4 separate regions of the Homo sapiens genome follow, and regions 1, 2 and 3 are each linked to region 4. Evidence: chromatin contacts called from ENCODE Hi-C or POLR2A ChIA-PET data. All regions are on one chromosome and are shown on one strand. Each heading gives the region's core, a stretch centred on a gene start or an enhancer-like site at or near the end of the contact. The rest is flanking DNA. Distances are from core to core; before and after follow the strand shown. Region 1 overlaps TAB2 (TGF-beta activated kinase 1 (MAP3K7) binding protein 2). Region 2 overlaps ZC3H12D (zinc finger CCCH-type containing 12D). Region 3 holds the start of TAB2 (TGF-beta activated kinase 1 (MAP3K7) binding protein 2). Region 4 holds the start of NUP43 (nucleoporin 43).

The links. A loop is a pair of places that touch in the nucleus more often than their neighbours do. ChIA-PET counts read pairs that join two places held with the same protein, here RNA polymerase II (POLR2A). Pooled maps may share reads with other maps.
Region 1: a pooled map shows a loop between it and region 4 (2.1-fold over the local background). The contact joins the enhancer-like site here to the promoter of NUP43 in region 4. A Hi-C loop is called at or near these places in 1 of 37 single-sample maps with no recorded cell type and 1 of 50 pooled maps. POLR2A ChIA-PET finds 5 or more read pairs at or near these places in 2 of 52 experiments (activated CD4-positive, alpha-beta T cell and activated T-cell).
Region 2: a pooled map shows a loop between it and region 4 (3-fold over the local background). The contact joins the enhancer-like site here to the promoter of NUP43 in region 4. A Hi-C loop is called at or near these places in 2 of 37 single-sample maps with no recorded cell type and 3 of 50 pooled maps. POLR2A ChIA-PET finds 5 or more read pairs at or near these places in 2 of 52 experiments (B cell and Caco-2).
Region 3: a loop to region 4 is called in a pooled map, with 15 times the contacts of the local background. The contact joins the promoter of TAB2 here to the promoter of NUP43 in region 4. A Hi-C loop is called at or near these places in 3 of 37 single-sample maps with no recorded cell type and 14 of 50 pooled maps.

The regions. Positions count from the first base shown.
Region 1 is chr6:149,335,280-149,338,158 of GRCh38, reverse strand. All of the region lies in intron 1 of TAB2 (TGF-beta activated kinase 1 (MAP3K7) binding protein 2), which reads right to left. Among named protein-coding and RNA genes, the nearest start is that of TAB2, 19 kb to the right of the region's middle. RefSeq lists an enhancer at 1,297-1,446. Within about 2 kb of position 1,383, at least 11 of the 41 ENCODE cell types and tissues checked have a DNase peak (open chromatin) inside an H3K27ac peak, as active enhancers do.
Region 2 is chr6:149,466,946-149,469,745 of GRCh38, reverse strand. All of the region lies in intron 2 of ZC3H12D (zinc finger CCCH-type containing 12D), which reads left to right. Among named protein-coding and RNA genes, the nearest start is that of ZC3H12D, 17 kb to the left of the region's middle. Within about 2 kb of position 1,410, at least 4 of the 41 ENCODE cell types and tissues checked have a DNase peak (open chromatin) inside an H3K27ac peak, as active enhancers do; they include B cell, where a contact is called at or near this core.
Region 3 is chr6:149,316,370-149,319,069 of GRCh38, reverse strand. It overlaps TAB2 (TGF-beta activated kinase 1 (MAP3K7) binding protein 2), which reads right to left and starts at 1,358. Exons shown (of 7, transcript NM_001292034.3): 1 at 1,055-1,358. RefSeq lists enhancers at 26-135, 296-475 and silencers at 566-1,465, 1,556-2,095, 2,146-2,215.
Region 4 is chr6:149,745,107-149,747,806 of GRCh38, reverse strand. It overlaps NUP43 (nucleoporin 43), which reads left to right and starts at 1,278. Exons shown (of 8, transcript NM_198887.3): 1 at 1,278-1,431; 2 at 1,745-1,867. The coding sequence starts at 1,312. RefSeq lists an enhancer at 909-968.

The sequences.
Region 1 (2,879 bases), core at 134-2,633, 410 kb after region 4:
CAGGATGATACCTCAGACCTTGCTGGGAGAGTTATGTAATATACAATATACACGTTACCTTTCCCAAATCCAAAAATGTTTGAATCCCAAAACACAGCTGGCCTCAGGGTTTCAGATAAAGCATTGTGGACCTGTATAATATTATTCTAGGAATCCTAATTTAGGCACCCTATACTTAACTTTCTTCCTGATACTCTCTCTTACCTGACTCCATGCATCTCAGCTCCCATACCACCAAGTTCTATTATTTTTTCTTTCCAATATCTCCTGCAATTTTACTCTATCTCTAACTGCTTACCACCCTATCCCTATCATCAAACATATAAATGACCAGACCCACTGCTTAGCTCCCTGCCAGTCTTCCCACCCTCTGTGTAAGTATAGTATAAGAGATTAAGAAAGTTTCCTATATAACCACTTTAAATATTTCACTCAATTGCAGAGGAATTTAATAAACTGAAACAGATAAATAATAAAAGAGGAAGGATAGTGACTGTGGTGTTACAAGATGAGTTTCTGTTATTTTTTTAAACAGTTTATCTACAATTGTGAGCTAAGAAGAGTTTGACCCTTTTTTCTAAACTGGTTGAAACTTTGAAATTTTCTATGTTAACACATCTATTCTGTAACTGAAACAAAACAAACAAATGAACAAAATTGGCAAGGCTCCTTTCCTGCTTATCACTTCAGCTAAAACCCCTCAGTGTGGTTTTTCAATGCCTTCTCCAGTTTGGTTCCACTAGATCGGGGGTCATGAATCCCTCTGGCAGTCTGGAGAAAGCTACAGAGTCCCCCTCAGAGTGGTTTTAAATGCATAAAATACAATATCTAGGATTATAAAGAAAGCCAGTTTTACTAAAATATAGTTGTTTTTGAAAATATGGTTTTAAATGCATAAAATATACATTACTAAGAAAACCAATTATACCGAAACAGTTATCAAGTGTTTTTAAAAACCTTGTATGTGATATATTCATACATATGCTTCTTTAGTAATAATACAATAAAATCTAGTGGGAGTCTAATAAAAACCATAATTCTGAAGTAGTAATATGCATAAATTATAGAGATATCAACAGCTGTAATCTGAAAATATCTGTGCTTTTTCTATTAGTAATAAAAGATATACGTACTGCTAATATTACTGTAGTCTGCCGCTTAAAATCTTATTAAAAGTAAATGCTAAATTTCAGTTCAAAGTTCATAAAAATATAAAGATGTCACTTTTTTTTTTTTATCTAAATGCATGCAGCCCTCTAAATTGTATCCCTGGATCCCTTCAGGGTCTTGCAGATTAAAACTACTCTATTAAATTCACCTGCTTCTATTTCCCAGCAGTCCCCACACCCTTAGGAATCTGGGCAGGCCTGTCTGAACATGTTCAACCCACACTTTCCTTTCTTTGCTTACTACACTACTGCCCTTGCTTAGAATGTTATGTCTTCACCTTGAGGCTTATCAAAATCTTAACTACCTCTTCAAAACCAATTCCAATTTCACCTTCTACTTGAATTCTTTTTATCCTGCTTCAGCCCACATGGATCTTTTCCTACAACTACTAATGTAGCTGTAGGTCAATGCTTTATGAATCAACATTTAATTATTCTCTTACAGTCTACTTCTGTGTCTCTTCATCTAAGTTATAAGATCCCCGGAGACATGTGCTATGTGCTTACACATAGAACACTGCATATACATAATATAGGCACATATAAAGTACTCAGCAAGTGCCCCCAATAAATCAAGCACAGAAGATCATCTGTTTGGCAACTTCGAGTACCAGAAAATACATCAAGATAAGCCAAAAGTTCCACTAAGGAGTTAAAACAGACATAAATTAGGCTTATAGTTCACCTCTATCAGAACCTAGATACTCCTATTTAATTAAGAACCCAGAAGCTTATTTACTAGGCAGCAATGAATTCCAAGTAATAAATCAAGGAAGGAGCACTAAAGTCAGCACAAGACAATGATTCATTCCAAACATATTGGTTAAGCACTACTACGTGCCAGGCACTGTTCTAGAATCTATGATTCAGTTCTCATATAGCAACTTAGTGCCAGGCCCTGGACTAGAACCCGGGGTTCCTGACTCATTCTGAAGCTCTGAAACAAAATGTTTATTTCTATCTTCCAGAAAAGGTTTAGTATGCAGGGTAAAAGTGGGGGAGGGGAGGAGGTGTTACTATTTCAGAAAGCAGCAAAGTATGTGAAACATTATAAAGAAATAGATTTGGAGGTATGAATATCTATATTTATCTACACACAATATACATAATATATTGTAAAATCTCTATAAAATCTCTAAAATAGATTCAGGAGTAAGTTTCAATCATTTTATGTACTTACTACCTAAGAATACTAGATGAATGAGGTGTTACTCTGCTTATTAATATTTTAATCACAAACACTTCATAAAATTGTATTTTTCTTCAAAGAGCCCTGCCAAGTTGCTTCATTTATTTGATGTAAAAATAAAAAACTAGGTCAGGTATAGTGGCTCATACCTGTAATCGCAGCACTTTGGGAGACCAAAGCAAGAGGATCACTTGAGCCAAGGAGTTTGAGACTAGCCTGTGCAATACAGCAAAACCCTGCCTCTACAAAAAGTTAGAAAAAAAGTATTAGCCAGGCATGGTGGCTGGTGTCTGTAGTCCCAGGTACTTGGGAGGCTAAGGTGGGAGGTTAAGGCTGAGCCCAGGAAGTTAAGGCTGCAGTGAGCTATGATTGTACCACTGCCCTCCAGCCTGGGTGACAGAGTAATACCCTGTCTCAAATATATGTATGTAAATATTATATATATGTTATATATACACACATATATTTTTTATATATATAATACATACATACATACATATCTATATATAAACTTTTCTACC
Region 2 (2,800 bases), core at 161-2,660, 280 kb after region 4:
AATAGTAGCTCTCATGGACTAGCAGCCCAAAGACTGATTTCTCAGTGCAGTCTCCATACCTTAAAGGTAGGGCTGTGTGTGTGTTTCCGTGAGAAAGAGAGGGACATCAGCTCGGGTCATTCAGCTGAATACCTGAGTCCATAGATACCTGGCTTTAAGAATAATGTCCAGCAACTTTTTAAAAAGAAGGCAGCTTTCATTGAAAGCGTGTTCAAAATGGCATCATGGTGTGTGGGAAGAGCATGAATTCTCACGAGCCAACAGTTGCAGCATTTTCTTTTTTTTTTTGAGATGGAGTCTCGCTCTGTCGCCCAGGCTGGAGTGCAGTGGCGCCATCTCGGCTCACTGCAAGCTCCGCCTCCCGGGTTCACGCCATTCCCCTGCCTCAGCCTCCCAAGTAGCTGGGACTACAGGTGCCCGCCACCACGTCCAGCTAATTTTTTTGTACTTTTAATACAGACGGGGTTTCACCGTGTTAGCCAGGATGGTCTCGATCTCCTGACTTAGTGATCCACCCGCCTCGGCCTCCCAAAGTGCTGGGATTACAGGCTTGAGCCATCGCTCCCGGCTGAGTTGCAGCATTTTCTTGCCTAGGGTGGGCAGACTCACAAGTGCCCAGCCTGTTTTACATTCTGTAGGCAAATCTAGAAAAGGCGGGATTCAAAGTACAACCTTGGGGGGAAAGCACCTGATAATTTCACATCCTCTTACTGCCCCAGAGTAGGGTTTCATGTAAATGTGTCCTCATTTTGGAGTGCACAGGGCTTTTTGCTTTGGCTGTTGTTTACATTTTTACACTCTCAGGACACTCTGCAGGCTCTGGTTTGTGCTGGAGTAAGGGATCTCCAAGGAAGAGAGAGATCAGGCTTGAAATCATACCTCTCAGTTTTCATCATGCCCCCCTCAGTGGGTTCCCAGCAGGCAAGAAAGAGAATGGTGGGGGTTTATGACCGGGCTGGGGGTCAGACCTGCTTCTGAGACCCTGACTCTGTTCTGTCTGACGTTAGCCTTGGGCTCCTGCCTGTCTGCACCCATTTCTTGTAAGGCGAAAGCTCCCAGATCAGCCCCTGCTCACGGTCTCTTTCCCCTGCCTTGAGCTGGGGAGAGATCTCCTGGTGAGAAGGGTCAGAGTGTTTGCAATTGAACCCCCAGTAAGAAACAGAGTGGCAAGAGCAGCTTCCCTTCACATCTCAGACCCCTGAGGAATCATTGCTCCTCTCTTTCCTCCTGCCCATAGCCACAACCTTCCTCCATATGTGACTGCTTTGGGAGCCCCTAGCCTCTGCAGGAACTACTTGGCAATAGTCAAAGATGCAGTGGTGTACAATTGGATTGTCTAGTTACTGAAACTGGCTGGCACTCTGATTGCAGCTACCCCAGGCACAGTTGTCAGGCAGGCAAAATTTGCCTTGGGTGCCAACCCACTTCCTCTTTGTACCTTTGGTTATTCAAAACTCCCATCTCTGGTGGGGTGCAGTGGCTTATGCCTGTAATCCTAGCACTTTGGGAGGCCAAGGCAGGCGAATCACCTGAGGTCAGGAGTTTGAGACCAGCCTGACCAACGTGGAGAAACCCCGTCTCTACTAAAAATACAAAATTAGCTGGGTGTGGTGATGCATGCTTGTAATCCCAGCTACTCGGGAGGCTGAGGCAGGAGAATCGCTTGAACCTGGGAGGTGGAGGTTGTGGTGAGCTGAGATTGCGCCATTGCACTCCAGTCTGGGCAACAAGAACAAAACTCCGTCTCAAAAACAAACAGAAAACAAAAACAAAACTCCCAGCTCCTGTCTCCTTTTCCCAGGGCCTGGCTCTCGGCTTGCTGCCTGATGAGCTGGTTCACAGTGTTGGTTAATAAGGGCATGAGGTGCCTTTTCTAAGCATGAGCATTTAAACTGTGGGTTACTATTCCTCCAAAAGAACTGCCATCTGGATCCTGAGGTATAGATGGAGTTGGGGGGAATCAATGGTCTTTGGGAGACTAGGGAGGAAGAGTTTTGCAGCCTAAGGGGTCAGGCTTTGAGGGCTGCCCCTAGATCAGAGAGATGGACACATTGTTTTGCTTCAGTTTCCTCAAGGGTAAAATGGGGACAAGGTCACTTCCTCAAGGGCTTCTTGTAATGATTAAATGAGGCAAAACGTGCAAAGTGCCCTGGCAGACAGAACCCTCTACAGATCTTAAAAATGAGCTCCAAGGCCAGGCGCAGTGGCTCATGCCTGTAATCTCAGCACTTTGGGAGGCCAACATGGGAGGATCACCTGGGGCCAGGAGTTCAAGACCGGCCTGGGCAACATAGCCAGACCTCATCTCTACAACAAATTTTTAAAATTAGCCAGGTGTGGCAGTGCATACCTGTAGTCCCAGCGACTTGGGAGGCTGAGGTGGGAGGACTGCTTGAGCCTGAGAGGTTGAGGCTACTGTGAGCCATGATTGTACCATTGCACTCCAGCCTGGGTAACAGAATGAGACTCCATTTCTTAAATAAAAAAAAAAGAGCTCCAAGAAGCAGGGGTGATGTCTTTTCTTAGCATGCAGTGCAGAGCCTTGTAGTAGATATTCAGGAATTGCACTGAGTCTGTGAAGGAACGTGCAGATGAGTGGATGCCTTTGGTGTGTGCATTCCTGTCTGTGTGCTGGGGAGTGGGCTCCCAGGGCGACTGAGAGCTCTGCCAGGGTCCAGGTTCCCTTCCTGTCTCTCACCACTGAACACTGCCTCCTACACCCACCAAAGGTGTCAGAGATGGCTTGTGAATGGTTAAATGCAAATATGGAAGGAGACCCTGAAAAAAGAGCAGCAATTAA
Region 3 (2,700 bases), core at 109-2,608, 430 kb after region 4:
CAAAATTATATTGCCGTACAGTTGCTCTGAATACGATCTTAGCGTTCAAGAACTTTCCAATGAATAAGGGTACTCAACAGCCTGCACTGGGGGCCTAAATTTCGTGAACTACGGAGAAACCCCTGTGAGGCTGCAAATTCCCTCCGCTCTCCTGGAAAACCCTCTTATCAGAAACATTTGAAGAATTTATCCACAACAATTAAGCTGACTTGAAGAATGGAAACCTAACATCTCAAATATACTATATATGGAATGAAACATGGCCAAACACATAAATACAAACTCACACGGTCTCTGACACTTTGGTGTACGACTGTGCCTGAACATCTCACAGCATCAGCAACAGAAAGATCCACCTGTCACCTGTTCAGCACCGCCAAGAGACCCTTGCAGCCTCCCTGACTCAACCACAATCGTAGGGTTTGAGGTTGATGGGACCGAAAACCAGAAACATCCAGTGAAATTTAAGGGGCCACATATTCATAGTAGGGCTTGCCCCCCACTTCAAAGACGGCTGCAGAAAACCAAGATCCGCAAAGGAACGATGTTCTCCCTCCCGCCCGACCCCCACATAACTGCCCCGTGTCTGTCCCCAAAACCCCCGCCCCTGAGTCATCTTTAACTAGACCTCGGCTCCCCAAAAGGAGATTTTTCCTCCCCCGCCCCCACCTCACACATGCCTGGGGGCGGGTCAGGGGCGCCGACGCAGGGAGGGGCCCTCCCGAGCCCCTTGCGCCCTCCCCCACCCGGGGCTCTCCTAGGCGCTCGATTCCAATGAAGCTCCCCCTCCCCCCCCGCACGGACGCCCCGGAGCCCAGGCCCGGCCCGATGCTCCCCACCCCCACCGGACTGGGGGACTCGGGGGGCCTCCCTCTCCGCCACGCCACTGGGGGAAGGAAAGAGGCGGAGGGAGGAAGAGTGCAAGTTAGAAGCGAACGCCCCGCACGGGCCTCGCGAGGCGGCAGAGCCCCTTCCAGACGGAGGGGGGTGCGGGGCGATGAGGGGAGAGCCAGGTTGGGGATCCCGCCGAGGCCCGGCAGCGCTGTCCGCTTACCCTTTGCCGCCGCCGCTTCCCCCTCCTCCTCCTCGGCCGCCGCCGCCGCCGCCTCTCCCACTAGGGCAGCCGTCTCCACCGTCGCCTCCGCCACCACGGCCGCCGCCAGCGCCGCCGCCGCCTCCGGTTCCACCCGGCAGGGGGGACACCTCAGCCCTCCCTCCCTCCCCGCTCAGCCCCCTCCGCTCGCCCGCCGCCGCCAACTCCCTCCGGCCGCCGCCGCCGCCACCGCTCCTGGCTGAGGGGGAGGGGAGGGGGTCGGGCTGGGTCGCCCCGCCGGCGGCTGCAGCAGATCAAAAACGACGGCTGGGCGGCGTCGCCGCTCCCCAATCCTCAGCTCCGGCTCGCTCGGCCTCCCCACCTCCCTCTGCCCCCACCCCCCTCGCGCTCGCCTGCCCTCCCCCCACCCCCCCAGCTCTCGCTCGCTCTCGCCGCGGCTCCGCCAGCCCAGTCCAAATCAAAATACTGTCACACAATATGGCGGCGCGGCGGCCGGCAAACACCGCGAGATCTGCAGCCGCGGCTGAGGCGGCGGCTGTGACGAGGCCTCCCCTAGCCGAACGGCGGGGGAGCAGCAGGCGGCGGCGGCGGCGGCGGCTGCGGCTGCGGCCCGGGGATGCTCTTCCTCCGACCTGTACCCCTCCCCCGACACTCGCAGTCTCTACGCCTGTCTTGCTAGGGCTGGAGGGAGGACGCGGGCCGCCGCTGGGGCCGTGCGAGGGGGGTGCCGGTGCGGGCAGCCCGGGGAGGGCTGGGACCCCCTTTCTCCGCCTGGGCCCCCCATCCTTGGGGGTAGGTTGCGGGTTCCACCTCCCGCCACGGGGGCCGCTAGCAGTTTGGGCTGAGGGAAGAAAGGAACTGAGCTCGCGTCCCAGCTGCACCTAGCGGAGGGGCTGGCCGGGTCCGGAAGTGGGTGGCGGGACTTGCCGGGCGGCCGGCGGCGCCGCGCGGGTGGGGTCCGGGGGCCCGGCCGGACCCCGGGGCGCTGCGGCGGCCGAGAGGAGCAGGTGGGCCCGCGGCGGAGGCTGGCGCCGGGTCGCTGCGGTCCGGGACACACCCCCTTGGAGCCGGATCGCACCGCCGGCTAACGGGAGGGACCCGTGCAGAATCGTCCCTAGGGTGTGCGGGAGACGTCTTGGGAGCCTCACAACTGGCAACTTCGAGACTTGGAAAAAGTGTCGGCTTCTGACTTTTCTTGAGCAGTTGAGGGGGAAAAAAGAAATCTAAATGCTGCGAGGGTTTCGTTGTTTCGATTTTATTTTAATTGCACGTTCCTAGAAGTCCTAGAAGCAGAGCCAAAGACTAGCTTTGCGGGAAGAGGGGGGGCCTTCAAGTTTCTACCTCCTTAAATAAATATTTGTTTAGTGTCCCCCTAGGGAAAAAAAAAGCGTGTTTAATACTCAGACGTTTCTCACAATGTGAAATATTTATTTAAAAATTCTAGCGCTTCCATGGTGTCCAAAACACTAGGGCATTTTTCTGCCCCTGTCCAAAATGTCCATATCCCTGGCAGTTTCTTCCTTGAAACAATTCTTACTCCAGAGAAAAATCCTAAAGGACCATTTTTATACTTTTATTTCCAGTGTGAGCACTGTAGCTACAGTGAGAATTTTTTTTAAACCATCTTTTAAATAGTAGAGCCTTCC
Region 4 (2,700 bases), core at 29-2,528:
TACCAATATCACATAAAAACAACAGTAGCATAATGGCCCTTTTTAAAGAAATAACCAACATACAGTTATGAATACCTATAGTGTAAAAGAGCTTCATTTTTTAGTTGAATAAGTCATATCTCTTGTATTCAGTAGGATTTACATTCTAATGGGGGAGGAATATGCATCTAAAGAAAACTAACATAAGATATATCCAAAATATATGTCATTAGTGGTCTAGATATCAAATGCTAGCTCACGCCTGTAATCCCAGCACTTTGGGAGGACAAGGCAGTTGGATCACCTGAGGTCAAGAGTTCGAGACCAGCCTGGCCAATATGGTGAAATCCCGTCTCTCCAAAAAAAAAAAAAAAAAATTAGCCAGGCATGGTGGCGCACACCTGTAGTCCCAGCTACCCTGGAAGCTGAGGTGGGAGAATCACTTGAACCTGGGAGGCGGAGGCAGAGGTTGCAGTGAGCTGAGATTGTACCACTGCACTCCAGCTTGGGCCACAGAGACCCTGTCTTAAAAAAGAAAAAAAATGGTGTTGATTTAGATCAACATTGGCTGGGGTCGTCAGGAAATGGTAAAGGAAAGAACAGATCCTTGAAGGATAGGCAGGATTCTGAGGAGTAAAGAGGAAGGGAAGAATATTATAGGTGTAACCAAAAGCACAGAAGGAACCTAGAAAACTGATTCCTGGGCCGTTGACAATAGGTATCACAAACTTCATTCTTAATCATGCACGTAATTGAATTGATCAAAGCTAGGCAATTGGCATCAAAACTAAAACTGGAGTCTTTCAGAATTCCAACTCCAGGCTCTGACAGTGTGTATTAACTTTGAAGCAAAGTATTTGTTTGGGAGACAAGAGGGAGAGGTTTGGGATAGTAGGTTGGCACTTTATTCGAGGTACTTCCACGAGTATTTAAGGATTTTTGAATCGTTTTCTATGCGCAGTGACCTGCAACTGCTTAGGTGTGGTTTCAAGGTGGTTTCTACTGCATTGTTTTTGTTCTGTTTTTGCACTTAAATTTTACACTGCACAATTATTGAACACAAGAAAATACTGACATTGCAGATTAGGAGCAAGTCCTACTGCTCAAAGGCCAAAGCGCTCTTGCCTTTGCTCAGAGCTGCTCTGTGAGATGGGTGGGCCTCTCAGTCTAGGTACTGACTGTGCCCACACTGGCTATCGACGAGAATTGACTCTCTGCAGCCACCGTCTCCGTCCTAAAGTCCCATCCAATCAGGGTTCCGCGGGAAGAGGCGGTGCTGAGAGGCGCGTACTGTGCTTGCTTTTTGCAGTACCTGCTGCGGCCGCTTTCGGCATGGAGGAAATTTATGCGAAGTTTGTGTCCCAGAAAATCAGCAAAACCCGCTGGCGACCGCTGCCTCCGGGAAGTTTACAGACCGCGGAGACGTTCGCTACAGGATCTTGGGACAATGAGGTATCGCCGCTGATAGGGACGAGCCCCTACCTCCTCCCTCTCTCCGGTTGAGCTGACCCCTGGCCTTCCGCGCGCCAACTCCCACCTTCTGGTTCTTCTCGCACTTTTAGGTCCCCCGGACCCCTGTCTCAGGCGCGGTTGCTCCGTAGCTCAGAGCCGGTGATGGCATGCCTGAGCCTCGTATCTCGTTGTGTTTTAAACTCACCATACCATTTGAGATGTTTTGGAGCAACATTTCCGGACGGGAGCACAACTTTTATTTTCCGAGAGTTGACGTTTATGTCATCTCAAGACAAAACTTTCTGTTTTACAGGAAAATTATATTTCACTGTGGTCTATTGGAGATTTTGGAAACTTGGACTCTGATGGAGGGTTTGAAGGAGACCATCAGTTATTGTGTGATATCAGACACCATGGTGATGTAATGGATTTACAGGTAAATCTGTGTAGCATCCAAAAGCTAACTTTGAAAGTCCTGAGTAATACATTTAAACAAGCAGAGCATCATAAAAGTTGTCTGGTGTCACCCCTCGTTTACAGAAAACTGAGTGCTCTGTAAGTTATGATTTGCCCAACATCATTTAGCCATTTAGTGGCAGAAAAAGGACTGGGAAAGGGGATGTAGATTTAATCATACTTTTTTATTAATTGACTGTCGACTATGTGCTAAATACCGTTTGGGGAGCTTTACAAAAATTAATTATTGTTGCATGCCAGTGAATCAAGTATCGTTACTTTGTTTTACTAATGAGAAAATTGAGACTAATATATCTTGAGCATGTACTATGTGACAGATACTGTGCAGGGGGATAACATCATTTTGTTTTTTGAATTCTCATAACAACTCCCTAAGTAGAGATTAGTGCTCCCGTTTTAAAGATTTACCACGATTTAGTGAACTTAACTTGGCCAAAGTCTCAAAACCAGTAATGAGTGGTGGGGATGAAATTGAGTTTTCTTTTTTTTTTTTTTTTCCAAGATGGAGTCTCGCTCTGTCACCCAGGCTGGAGTACAGTGGCATGATCTGAGCTCACTACAACCTCCGCTTCCCGGGTTCAAGCGATTCTCCTGCCTCAGCCTCCCGGGTAGCTGGGACTACAGGCGCAGGCCACCATACCCGGCTAATTTTTTGTATTTTTAATAGAGACGGGGTTTCACCATATTAGCCACGATGGTCTCTATTTCCTGACCTGGTGATTTGCCTGCCTCGGCCTCCCAAAGTGCTGGGATTACAGGAGTGAGCCATGGCGCCCGGCCGAAATTAAGTTT